Regions from separate parts of the Homo sapiens genome. Here region 1 is linked to region 2. A link is an interaction called in ENCODE POLR2A ChIA-PET data of the cell type or tissue named here. Cell type or tissue: MCF 10A. All regions are shown on one strand. Each heading gives the region's core, and the rest is flanking DNA. Links, peaks and the distances in the headings are about the cores only. Region 1 overlaps PPTC7 (protein phosphatase targeting COQ7). Region 2 overlaps ANKRD13A (ankyrin repeat domain 13A).

What was found. ChIA-PET counts read pairs that join two places held together with the same protein. Peaks named below come from ENCODE experiments on the same cell type or tissue, not always from the same donor. Only the 100,000 strongest peaks of a DNase experiment are listed, where the experiment ranks them.
Region 1: POLR2A ChIA-PET joins it to region 2 with 5 read pairs; 1 of 35 experiments calls an interaction of 5 or more read pairs at or near these places.

What each region holds. Positions count from the first base shown.
Region 1 is chr12:110,575,842-110,581,223 of GRCh38, forward strand. All of the region lies in intron 1 of PPTC7 (protein phosphatase targeting COQ7), which reads right to left. Among named protein-coding and RNA genes, the nearest start is that of PPTC7, 4.8 kb to the right of the region's middle. RefSeq lists an enhancer at 3,813-4,062. In MCF 10A, for the core only: no CTCF peak of the experiment used is centred there; DNase peaks (open chromatin) are centred at 2,080 and 2,580.
Region 2 is chr12:110,022,544-110,027,925 of GRCh38, forward strand. ANKRD13A (ankyrin repeat domain 13A) reads left to right here. Exons shown (of 15, transcript NM_033121.2): 7 at 1,503-1,569; 8 at 3,199-3,280; 9 at 5,162-5,223. Among named protein-coding and RNA genes, the nearest start is that of C12orf76, 23 kb to the right of the region's middle. RefSeq lists enhancers at 228-728, 2,391-2,460. In MCF 10A, for the core only: no CTCF peak of the experiment used is centred there; a DNase peak (open chromatin) is centred at 2,508.

The DNA.
Region 1 (5,382 bases), core at 56-5,055, 550 kb after region 2:
AAAGGAAAAGTAGCTCTGAAGCTATAACAAATGAAGAAATGACTTCAAAAATAAAGGTACCTTAATAAGTAACTTATAAAACTGCAACACACCTATATAGCAAAATGAGAAAAATACCAAGGAACAGAAGTTTAAAAAGCAAACAGCAAACCTCCTCTATCCATCAACCCTGTAATCTTATGTATTACAGAATGAAAGACCACTCAGAATAGTCAGAAAGCCACTAGTCAATGGCTTCCTAAACCCTGCTATTTCATTAGTCCTAGATGGCTCTTTTACTAAATCCACTCACACTTCCTTATTAATATTCCACAATTTTCTCTTGGAAGCACACAGCTCATTATGAAATCAGGCATATTTAAAGTACTGATTGATCTCAGAATTTATATATTTGATTGCTGCAATTTTTAAAGTATTTTCCCTTATATAAAATAATTATATGTATATTAATATTATATAGCTACATAAAAAAACAGCTATATTCCTCACAAAGTTAAACAGGGTTACAATATGACCCAGCAATTCTACTCCTAGGTATATATCCCCTCAAATTAAAAACATGTCCATACAAAAGCTTGCACACAAATGTGCACAGCACTATTCACAATAGCCAAAAGTAGAAACAACTCGATGGCCATCAACAGATGAATGGATCAACAAAATGTGGTATATAAATATAATGGAACATTATTCAGTCATAAAAAGGGAGGAAGTACTGACACATGCTCCAACATGGATGAACTCTGAAAACATGCTAAGGGAAAACATGCTAAGGAAAAGGCCACATATTACACGATCCATTTGTATGAAATGTCTCAAACACAAATCCACAGACAGAATCTGCTTTCTGTTGCCAGGGAGATGGGGAGTGACTGCTAATGGATAGGGGGTTTCTTGGGGGGTGATGAAAAACATTCTGGAACTAGATAGTGGCAGTGGCTGTACAACTTTGTGAATGTAAAAACTACTGAACTGTACACTTTAAAAGGATACATGCTATGGAATGTGAATTATACATATCAGTTTTTAAAAATTCACTCAAGGGGCTGGGCACGTGGTTCACGCCTGTAATCCCAGCACTTTGGGAGGCCAAGGCAGGTGGATCACCTGAGGTCAGGAGTTCGAGACTAGCCTGGCCAACATGGTGAAACCCCGTCTCTACTAAAAATATAAAAATTGGCCAGGTGTAATGGTGGGTGCCTGTAATCCCAGCTACTTGGGAGGCTGAGGCAGAAGAACTGTTTGAACCCAGGAGGCAGAGGTTGCAGTGAGCCAAGATCGCGCCACTGCTCTCCAGCCTGGGCACAAGGGCGAGACTCTGTCTCAAAAAAAAAAAAAAAAAAAAAATTCACTCAGGGTCATATTTGCTATCAACAGGTAGATGATGCTGGAATCTGACTTTAAGAAAATTATGGCATGTCCTGCACATGTATCCTGGAATTTAAAAAAAGTAAAATTAAAAAAAAAAAGAAAAAAAAATTATGGTAATATAATGAGAGTGGTGTCCTGACATGGCTTGAAATCTAGCTGAGGAAAATTCCAACAAGGACTTCTTGAAAGACTGAAGTCAGTGGGTGCACACACACACTCTGAAGGTGACTACTTTTTTAAAAGGACAACTCACTTTCAGAATAGAGGTTCTATAAGTACATTAAAATGATCATGACTGTTTGAAAACACCAAATTCTACCTCATCCATTCACTTCCTAAATATAATTTAGATCTTAATTTTGTTCATATGATCTTTACACCTCAAGACAACTACTTTTAAGACTGACATTACTCACAAAAACACTTCAAAATCCTGACCACGATCAAAATCAGATCCAAAGGCTGGGATATGAAATTATTTTAATTTCACTTTTAGGTTTCAAGTTTAAGCTTAAATAAACATCCCACAGTTTCATAATAAATACTTTACAACTCAATATTCAGAGGTCAAAATTTATATGGCACAGACCAGGCTGCCATTTTTAAAATAAGTGGTTTCTCTAAACTGTGGTTTAGCATGCAGAGGAGTTTTTGTTGCACATCAGTTATGAGTCAGAGTGAATAAAGAAGTTATAAACACACACACACACACACCCAGGAAAAGCATTCGAAGCACAAAAGTATCAGGAGACTGACTGGTTTTTAATTCACATATATCATCAAGAAAACTTGACCAGTGGTCTAACGGGGACAGGACTGGGAAAGGGAGTCTCAGATGAGAGACTGAGATAGGTGTCAGCCTCAGTTCCACCAATAACTAGTAGAGTAACCTTGGGGAAGTCATCTGACTCTCTGGAGGCCTGTTTTCTCATCAGTGAGGTGAAAAAAACTAGACTCCAAGGTTTCTAAGTGTTACAATTCTCAACAGTCTTTGATTCTATTGTTAAGTAGCATAAGGCTGTGGGAAGCCCAGGTATTACAACATGCAGTTCTCATATTTTTGTGCACCTAGGAAGCCATGCCACGTAGAGTAATAAGAGAACTCAGAATTAGCCACAGGGAAGAAGGAACAAGAAAAGTGTACACGGCTCCCGCTAGTACTGGTTTACTCCTGTTGGACCTAGTAAAGAGAAAGCACCTTTGACAATTTTCTAGAGAATGATAGGAGTGGTTCCTATGTCTCACCACACCCAACATAGTCAGTTTTTCCGAAACGAAATACAGTGGGGACTATACAAAATGTTGTGAAGCACCAAGCACTATTAGTCACTGCATGACTAATAGGACAGATCAATTTTAAATTAAAGAAACAAAAGAGATTTCTCTTTCTCATATAAAAAGAAAGAAACAGCTTTCATTCCAGTCAAGGAGTCCTAGATGACCACAGTGAATAATCTGTTACACGGATACTCAGTAATAAATATGGTGTCAATTCAAAGAAAATTAATTATCTACAGAACCAAAAGGTTCAAAAGCACTTAAGTTCAACGTAACGTTATTACTCAACATAGCCTTTTAATGTAATTCAGGTTGTAACTCCAACCTCTAGAGTTGACAGCAGTATTAAAGAGTCATTCAAAGTCATCACCTTAGCCAGACACTGTGGCTCACACCTGTAATCCTAGCACTTTGGGAGGCTGAGGCAGGTGGATGACATGAGGTCAGGAGTTCGACACCAGCCTAGGCAACGTGGCGAAACCTCATCTCTACTAAAAAAATACAAACAATTAGCCGGGTGAGGTGGCACATGCCTGTAGTCCCAGCTACTCGGAAGGCTGAGGCACAAGAATCGCTTGAAGCTGGGAGGCAGAGGTTGCAGCGAGCCAAAATCGTGCCACTGCACTCCAGCCTGGGTGGCAGAGCAAGACTCTATCTCAAAAAAAAAAAAAAGTCATCACCTTTTACGGTATCAACTAAATAGAAGTCACCATCATATGAACTGGTTCAGGACAGCCAAGGATCAAATGAGGCCAACTCATGAAGTTATTTCAGGTGGCTTCCAAGACTGCCGTCCGGAAGAGCTCCTCCACAACAGGACAGTCCTGGAGAACCTGTCCTTCACTGCCCCTATCCCCCACCATTTGCATATGTGCATGCTTGATCTTTGTCAAACATGGCTAACAACCACCTTTTGGTCACATCAGCTACCAGTATCTGACTGTGTCTGCTGGCATTCCCTTCAAGGGTACAGAGCTGGGGTTCTTGATCTGATTCCTATGCATGGACCTCCAGGTGGTATCAGAGGAGTCATGGAGTCAGCAAAGTTCCTAAGAGCCCATGCAAAATTTTATCTCTGTGCACAGGGTCCTGATCCTCAGGGGTTGTGAATCAAGGAAAGCTAAAAACCACTGGTTTAGTGCTACATACAAAACAGGAATCTACTGAAGGTGCCCGTGACACCTGTCATTTGAGGTGCAGAACAAAGGGTGCCATCTATTCAAAGCAAAAGTAAAATATGGGCTGGGCGCGGTGGTTCATGCCTGTAATCCCAGCAGTTTGGGAGGCCGAGGCTGGTGGATCACCTGGGGTTAGGAGTTCGAGTACAGCCTGGCCAACATGATGAAACCCCGTTTGTACTAAAAATACAAAAATTAGCCGGGCGTGATGGCGCGCGCCTGTAATCCCAGCTACTCAGGTGGCTGAGGCAGGGGAATCACTTAAACCCGGGAGGCGGAGGTTGCAGTGAGCCGAGATGGCGCCATTGCACTCCAGCCTGGGCAACAAGAGCGAAACTCCATACCCGCACCCCCCACCCACCAAAAAAAAAAAAGAAAAGAACAAAAGAAAATGTGATATGATGGTCAGAAGCTGTAGTCACTAAGGGTCAGATCGTCCATTCCCTTTATCCCCTAGTCCAGATAAACCAAAGGAGACTCAAGAGAGACTCTGCCCAAGACCACAAATCACAGAGCTACTAAGTGGCAAAGCTGAGCATCAAAGTTCACTGGATTTCCACCAGGATGTCAGGGCATGAAATTATGTTTATACTTTTTTAGAATGGGTTTGACCAAAATCCCCCCAATTCTTGTAAATATCCCACTCCATTAAGAAGGTAGCCTTCCAAAATTTTATTGTATTTTTTTTGAGACGGAGTCTTGCTCTGTTACCCAGGCTGGAGTGCAGTGGTGTGATCTCGGCTCACCGCAACCTCCATCTCCCAGGTTCAAGCAATTCTCCTGCCTCAGCCTCGCTAGTAGCTGGGACTACAGGCGTGTGCCACCACACCTGCCTAATTTTTGTATTTTTTAGTAGAGACGGGGTTTTGCCATGTTGGCCAGGCTGGTCTCGAACTCCTAACCTCAGGTGATCCGCCCACCTCCGCCTCCCAAAGTGCTGGGATTACAGGCGTGAGCCACCACGCCCGGTCTAGCCTTCCAAAATTTTAAAATCAAGCTTCCATATAGAATTTGATACATTTAAATACTCCCCAAATCATCAATCAAGTCACGGATCTTTCACAAAAGTCGCATACAGATTTTTTATTTTATTTTTTTTTTGAGACGGAGTCTCGCACTGTCGCCCAGTCTGGAGTGCAGTGGCACGATCTTGGCTCACTGAAGCCTCCACCTCCCTGGTTCAAGAGATTCTCCTGCCTCAGCCTGTTGAGTAGCTGGGACTATAGGCATGCGCCATCACGCCCGGCTAATTTTTGTATTTTTAGTAAAGACTGGGTTTCACCATATTGGTCAGTCTGGTCTTGAACTCTTGACCTCATGATCCACCCGCCTCAGCCTCCCAAAGTGCTGGGATTATAGGAGTGAGCCACCACGCGCAGCCCAGCATACAGATTTATGAGGTGAACCTTAGAGGCTCATTATCCCCTATCCTATGTTATGAACACAACTTTAAGAAGCAACACAGGGGCCAGGCTCACACTTGTAATCCCAGCACCTTGGGCGGCCGAGGCGAACACGAGGCCGATCACGAGGTCAGGAGTTCGAGACCGGCCTG
Region 2 (5,382 bases), core at 68-5,067:
TGGGAGAAAAGCATAGCGCCGTCTTCCCAGCGTGCATGAAGGGTGAGGTGGAGCAGACGTAATCATCTTTCCATCCATCAGAAGAGTCTGTGCCAGAAAACAGTGACTTCCTGTGGCAAGACATCAAGTGACTTAAGCAAACAAGGAACTGAGGATTGAAGGAAAAAGGCTATCTCGATTTTCTGGTATTAATGATAAAAGGGGATTGTAGCTTATTAATCAGTTGAGTCTGGTTCCTTACCTTCTGCCCCTGTGACTGTTATCTTGTTTCTGAAGTGTCAGTTGGAGATAGCATTTGGTATAATACTTTTAGGATTCCTCTGTTTCCATCCACGGGTTGTGCTGTCCTAATTGTAGACAACTAGTAGGAAAATGGGAGCTCTGATCCCTCCTGTTCTGATGGGCTAAAATAGACACATAAACTCATTATACCATCTGGACTAATTTCATTGACCAAATCCCATTAGAAGAAAAGCAAACTATTTGGAAACAAAATGCTAATAACCGCATATGTTCTTTGTAACGTGGCTAACCTGCTGCTGTTCCCTGAGCTTCCTGCATGACATCCCAACCACTCAGTGGTCAGAGCAGAAGTCAGGCTGTTGCCGTAGCCAGGGCCAAGAGGAGCTGGGATGTGATGTCCTAGACAAAGGGTAGGGCTGGTCAGGGATCCCCTGTGAGAGGGAGCGTTTCCCAGGGCAAGCTGCTTTGAAAAAGAATCAGAGCCTCCTGGCTGCTTTTGGTTCCTAAATACATTTTTTTTCAGGAGTATGTTGAGTTGAATAACTGAGATTTTGGGCATATTACCAATGCTGCATCTGCCACTGGAATGCTGGGCTACTTTAAAAGGAGTTCCACAGAGATGGAATTAACAGCTGGGCTAAAAAAATCTGTTTTTCACATCCTTTGCCCTGCTGCACCAAACCTGCCCAAACATGTGACTCAGCTATTTTGCAGACCTAATGGCATCTCCAAGCAGCTCACCACAGTGATGAGTTCCTGGCCCACCTGCTCTTTTGTAAGGAGCAGGATGGTCTGTGCCTCATTGTTCTAAGAATTCCTCGAGTGAGATGTGGCTACTTGTGGAGATCCCACCATTGACATGCATGTCCCCAGTTAAGATGACCCAGATAAATGCTCTGACCTGGTTACCACCTTGTGGCAAGCCCTTGGATGCTGGTCATCTTCAGTCACTTCTTTGGGACTGCTGTCCAATAAATGTCACCACCTTTGTCCTCAATGCTGGCAGTTTTGTAAAGAAGCCAAGATTGGAGGCTTTCTATGCCTGGGGTGAGGCAAATTGATTAATAACTGTGGGAGGAGGGTGGAGGGTGCATAAGCCATCTGTCATTGCTAACCGCCTCCTGTGGACAATAGGACCATGATTTCCAAGTGTCCTTCACTAACTTAAGCTGGGGGGGAAAAAAACTATAAAGGCTACAGATATAAATCTGAATGGCATATTGTACATGTAGAAATTTGTGGTGTTCACTTTTTATCAGAACTAAATCCGGATTCTGGGGCTGGAGGACAGATAAAGCAGAAGTTGTTAATGGTTACGAAGCAAAGGTAAAAGGAAACTCTTAAAATAAGATTTAATATAGCTATTTAGCTTCTATGCAAATGAGGAATCTGTTCCCATTTTTTTCATGCATCTGTGCCATGGAGATGCTCTGGGGAATGAGAACTGTCTAATGTGTCTCTCACTTGGATGTTTGATTTTGTCTTATTTGACTTTCAGAAAATGGGATAGCATGCCCTGAGGAGGTCTGTAGCTATGCTAAAGAGAAACAATATGGTAGAGAAATGAGTACAGGTACCAGTTGTTCTGGTAGGAATGACAAGCTAGTCATTCCCTTAATTATTTAAAAAAAAAAAAGGAAGAGGAAGGATTAGACTTCACATGTGTTCAAATGTTGTGTAGTAGCTTTTGAGTCTCTTTTTTGTTAAATCAGCTTAATTGTAATCAGCAGGCGCACAGCCCATTTGCATGACATCAGTGCATTTAAAACATAGTTGTAATAGTGGAGACGATTGTTGATCCAGTCATCTGGCATTTTGTCAGCTGGAAAGCTGTTTCCTGGCCTTTCAGTCCCTCAGTACAACAGGGATTGATGGCTTTTGGTGTTGGAGCCCAGTGCTGCAGGGTCCTCTGGTGGCCTCTGAGTGAGCAAAGAAAGGCTTACGTCATGCTCAGCAAGATACATTTAGAAGCACTTGTCATAGTGCTGAGTGTGTTTTCTGCAGCTTTGAATGTTGGGGCTCCTCACGTGGCATATAGAGAGAATTCTTTGTTAACTGTTATGTTTGATTTTCTAGACCACCATATTCCCCAGTTATCCTTGATAACAGAGCATTTGCTCTGGCAGTTACAATAATTTTTGTCAGTGCACAGAATGCCTTTTAAATAGTGACTTGCTGGTTTTCTCTACAGCTCATAAGTCTATAGAGAACCTTGTGTTCATACCTTTCTCTTCTGCCCAGCAGATGGCTGTCTGAGTCATACTAGTATTACAAGACTACCAGCGGAGGCTGGGTGCAGTGGCTCACGCCTGTAATCCCAGCACTTTGGGAGGCCCAAGTAGGCAGATCACTTGAGGCCAGGATTTTGAGACCAGCCTGGCCAACATGGTGAAACCCCGTCTCTACTAAAAATACGAAAATTAACCAGTCATAGTAGCACATGCCTGTAATCCCAGCTACTCTGGAGGCTGAGGCACGAGAATCGCTTGAACCCAGGAGGCGGAGGCTGCAGTGAGCAGAGATCACGCCACTGCACTCCAGCCTGGGCAACAGAGGGAGACTCTGTCTCAAAAAAAAAAAAAAAAAAAATTACCAACAGAAGTACAGGATCCTGGTTTGGGTACCTTAGTTTAATAGAAACCCAGGTGGAAACCTAGATTGCAGGGCATTTGTTTGAGACTATTTAGCCACAGCAGGGCAAGCAGGAAGATGCAGCCTGTCACTGCTAACTCCTTAGTATTAAAACTGTCAAACATGGGAGGTAACTGCTGATGCATTTTTCAGTTGATAGTTTATATACTTTCTCTGAAGGATCCTAATGATAGTTAACCATTTCTCATTTTTATTTTGCTGGATTGTTTTCTGTTTTTTGCTTCAGCATTCTTGCTTTTGCTGTGCTTACTTTTGGAGTTTTGATTCCCTGTGTCACTGTTTTCTTTCGCATACACCTCTCAGGTTTACACAGTAAACAATGTGAATGTGATCACCAAAATACGCACAGAACATCTGACCGAGGAGGAAAAAAAGAGATATAAAGGTAATCACCACCACCCTCCCACCTCCTGTTTTGTTGTTATTTTTTAAGCCTAGAGGGAACTCTTTGTTGGCTCTGTTAAGTTTAGGGTTAATGTGATTGGGTTGTGTTAAGCCTAACCCTAACTTCTTCTCTCTCTCTCTCTTTTTTTTTTTTTTTGAGGCAAAGTCTCGCCCTGTCACCCAGGCTGGAGTGCAGTGGCACGACCTTGGCTCACTGCAACCTCTGCCTCCTGGGTTCAAGTGATTCTCCTGCCTCAGCCTCCTGAGTAGCTGGGATTACAAGCACCCACCACCACGCCCGGCTAATTTTTTGTATTTTCAGTAGAGACGGGGTTTCACCATGTTGGCCAGGCTGGTCTCGAACTCCTGACATCAGGTGATCCTCACCCACCTCGGCCTCCGAAAGTGCTGAGATTACAGGCGTGAGCCACCGTGCCTGGCCCCTAACTTCTTTTTTATAAAAATTTCTGGCCAGGCACGGTGGCTCATGCTTGTAATCCCAACACTTTGGGAGGCCAATGTGGGCGAGTCACCTGAGGTCGGGAATTCAAGACCAGCCTGACCAACATGGAGAAACCCCATCTGTGCTAAAAAAAAATACAAAATTAGCTGGGTGTGGTGGCCCATGGCTGTAATCCCAGCTACTCAGGAGGCTGAGGCAGGAGAATCACTTGAACCTGGCAGGCGGAGGTTTTGGTGAGCTGAGATCGTGCCATTGCACTCCAGCCTGGACAACAAGAGTGAAACTCCATCTCAAAAAAAAAAAAAAAATTTCCTGGCTGAGCACGGTGGCTCACACCTGTAATCCCAACACTTTGGGAGGCCAAGGTGGGCAGATCACTTGAGGCCAGGAGTTTGAGACCAGCCTGGCCAATATGGTGAAACCCTATCTTTACTAAAAATACAAAAATTAACCAGGCGTGGTGGCGCACTCCTGTAGTCTCAGCTACTGGGGAGGCTGAGGCAGGAGAATCGCTTGAACCCCAGAGGTGGAGGTTGCTGTGAGCCAAGATTGTCCCACTGCACTCCAGCCTGGGTGACAGAGCTAGACTCTGTCTCAAAAAAAAGAAAAAGGAAAGAAAATTTCCTTAGTCTGACTCATTCTTGGAGGTGTTTCCCCATAGTTGGCCTCAGCTGTAATTAAAGCTATTCGTGAGGGCTTGTTTATGTGTTATCAAGAACAATTGTTGAATTCAGCCAAAAAAGGAGATAAGGACATTTGAGAATATTTATCATTGGAATGAGTGATTTAGTCCAAACTATTGTGATGAAAGATTTAGACAGAACTTGGGGTCCAAGCAAAAACATTGCATGTGGTTGCCACATCCCAGCCCCATCCCAGCCCCACCAGTTCTATGGCCTTGTGAAATTACTTCTGCTCTGTGCCTTAGTTCCTCAGCAGTGAAATGCAGGTGATACCCAACCTTCCTTAGAGTTATTGAGAGGATTAGATGAGTTACGACGTGGAAGCCTTTAGAATGGCGCCTGCAGTATGTGGTAAGCATGCAGTAATTGTTCACCAGCACCACCACCACCATTGCCATTACTCCACTTTGACAGATGAGGGAACTGAGGCCCAGAACACATGGGTAGCGAGTGGCCAAGGTGGGGTTGGAATCCAGGTCTGGCTCACTCCAAAATCCAGACTCTTCCCATTATTCTGCTTTAATTCTTACAACTGTTTATCTAGTTTAGAGATCCTCATGAAAAGCACCCTATAAAGGATAAATTAGTTTATGGTTATTGTGAATGATTTGATCAGCCAGTCTGTAATTGCATTTCCTAATGAGGTAGCTTGGACCAGAAACTTTAATGAAGATCTTTTTTTTATAGCCACAAGTGAGATATAATATTAGACTTTAAACTCCCTACCCCTCTGTAGCAGACAGGAACCCGCTGGAATCTTTGCTGGGAACTGTGGAACACCAATTTGGTGCACAAGGGGTAAGTTGAAGCAATGAGCTTTCATTGCAGTTAGATGAAAGGAAACAACTTGTCTGTGTCTGGGATGGCATTTACTGGATCCTGAACAGCCCACTCTATGTAAAGGCCAAAGATACCCCCAAGCTGGAATTTGAGATACTCTTTTGGAAGAGAATTAGA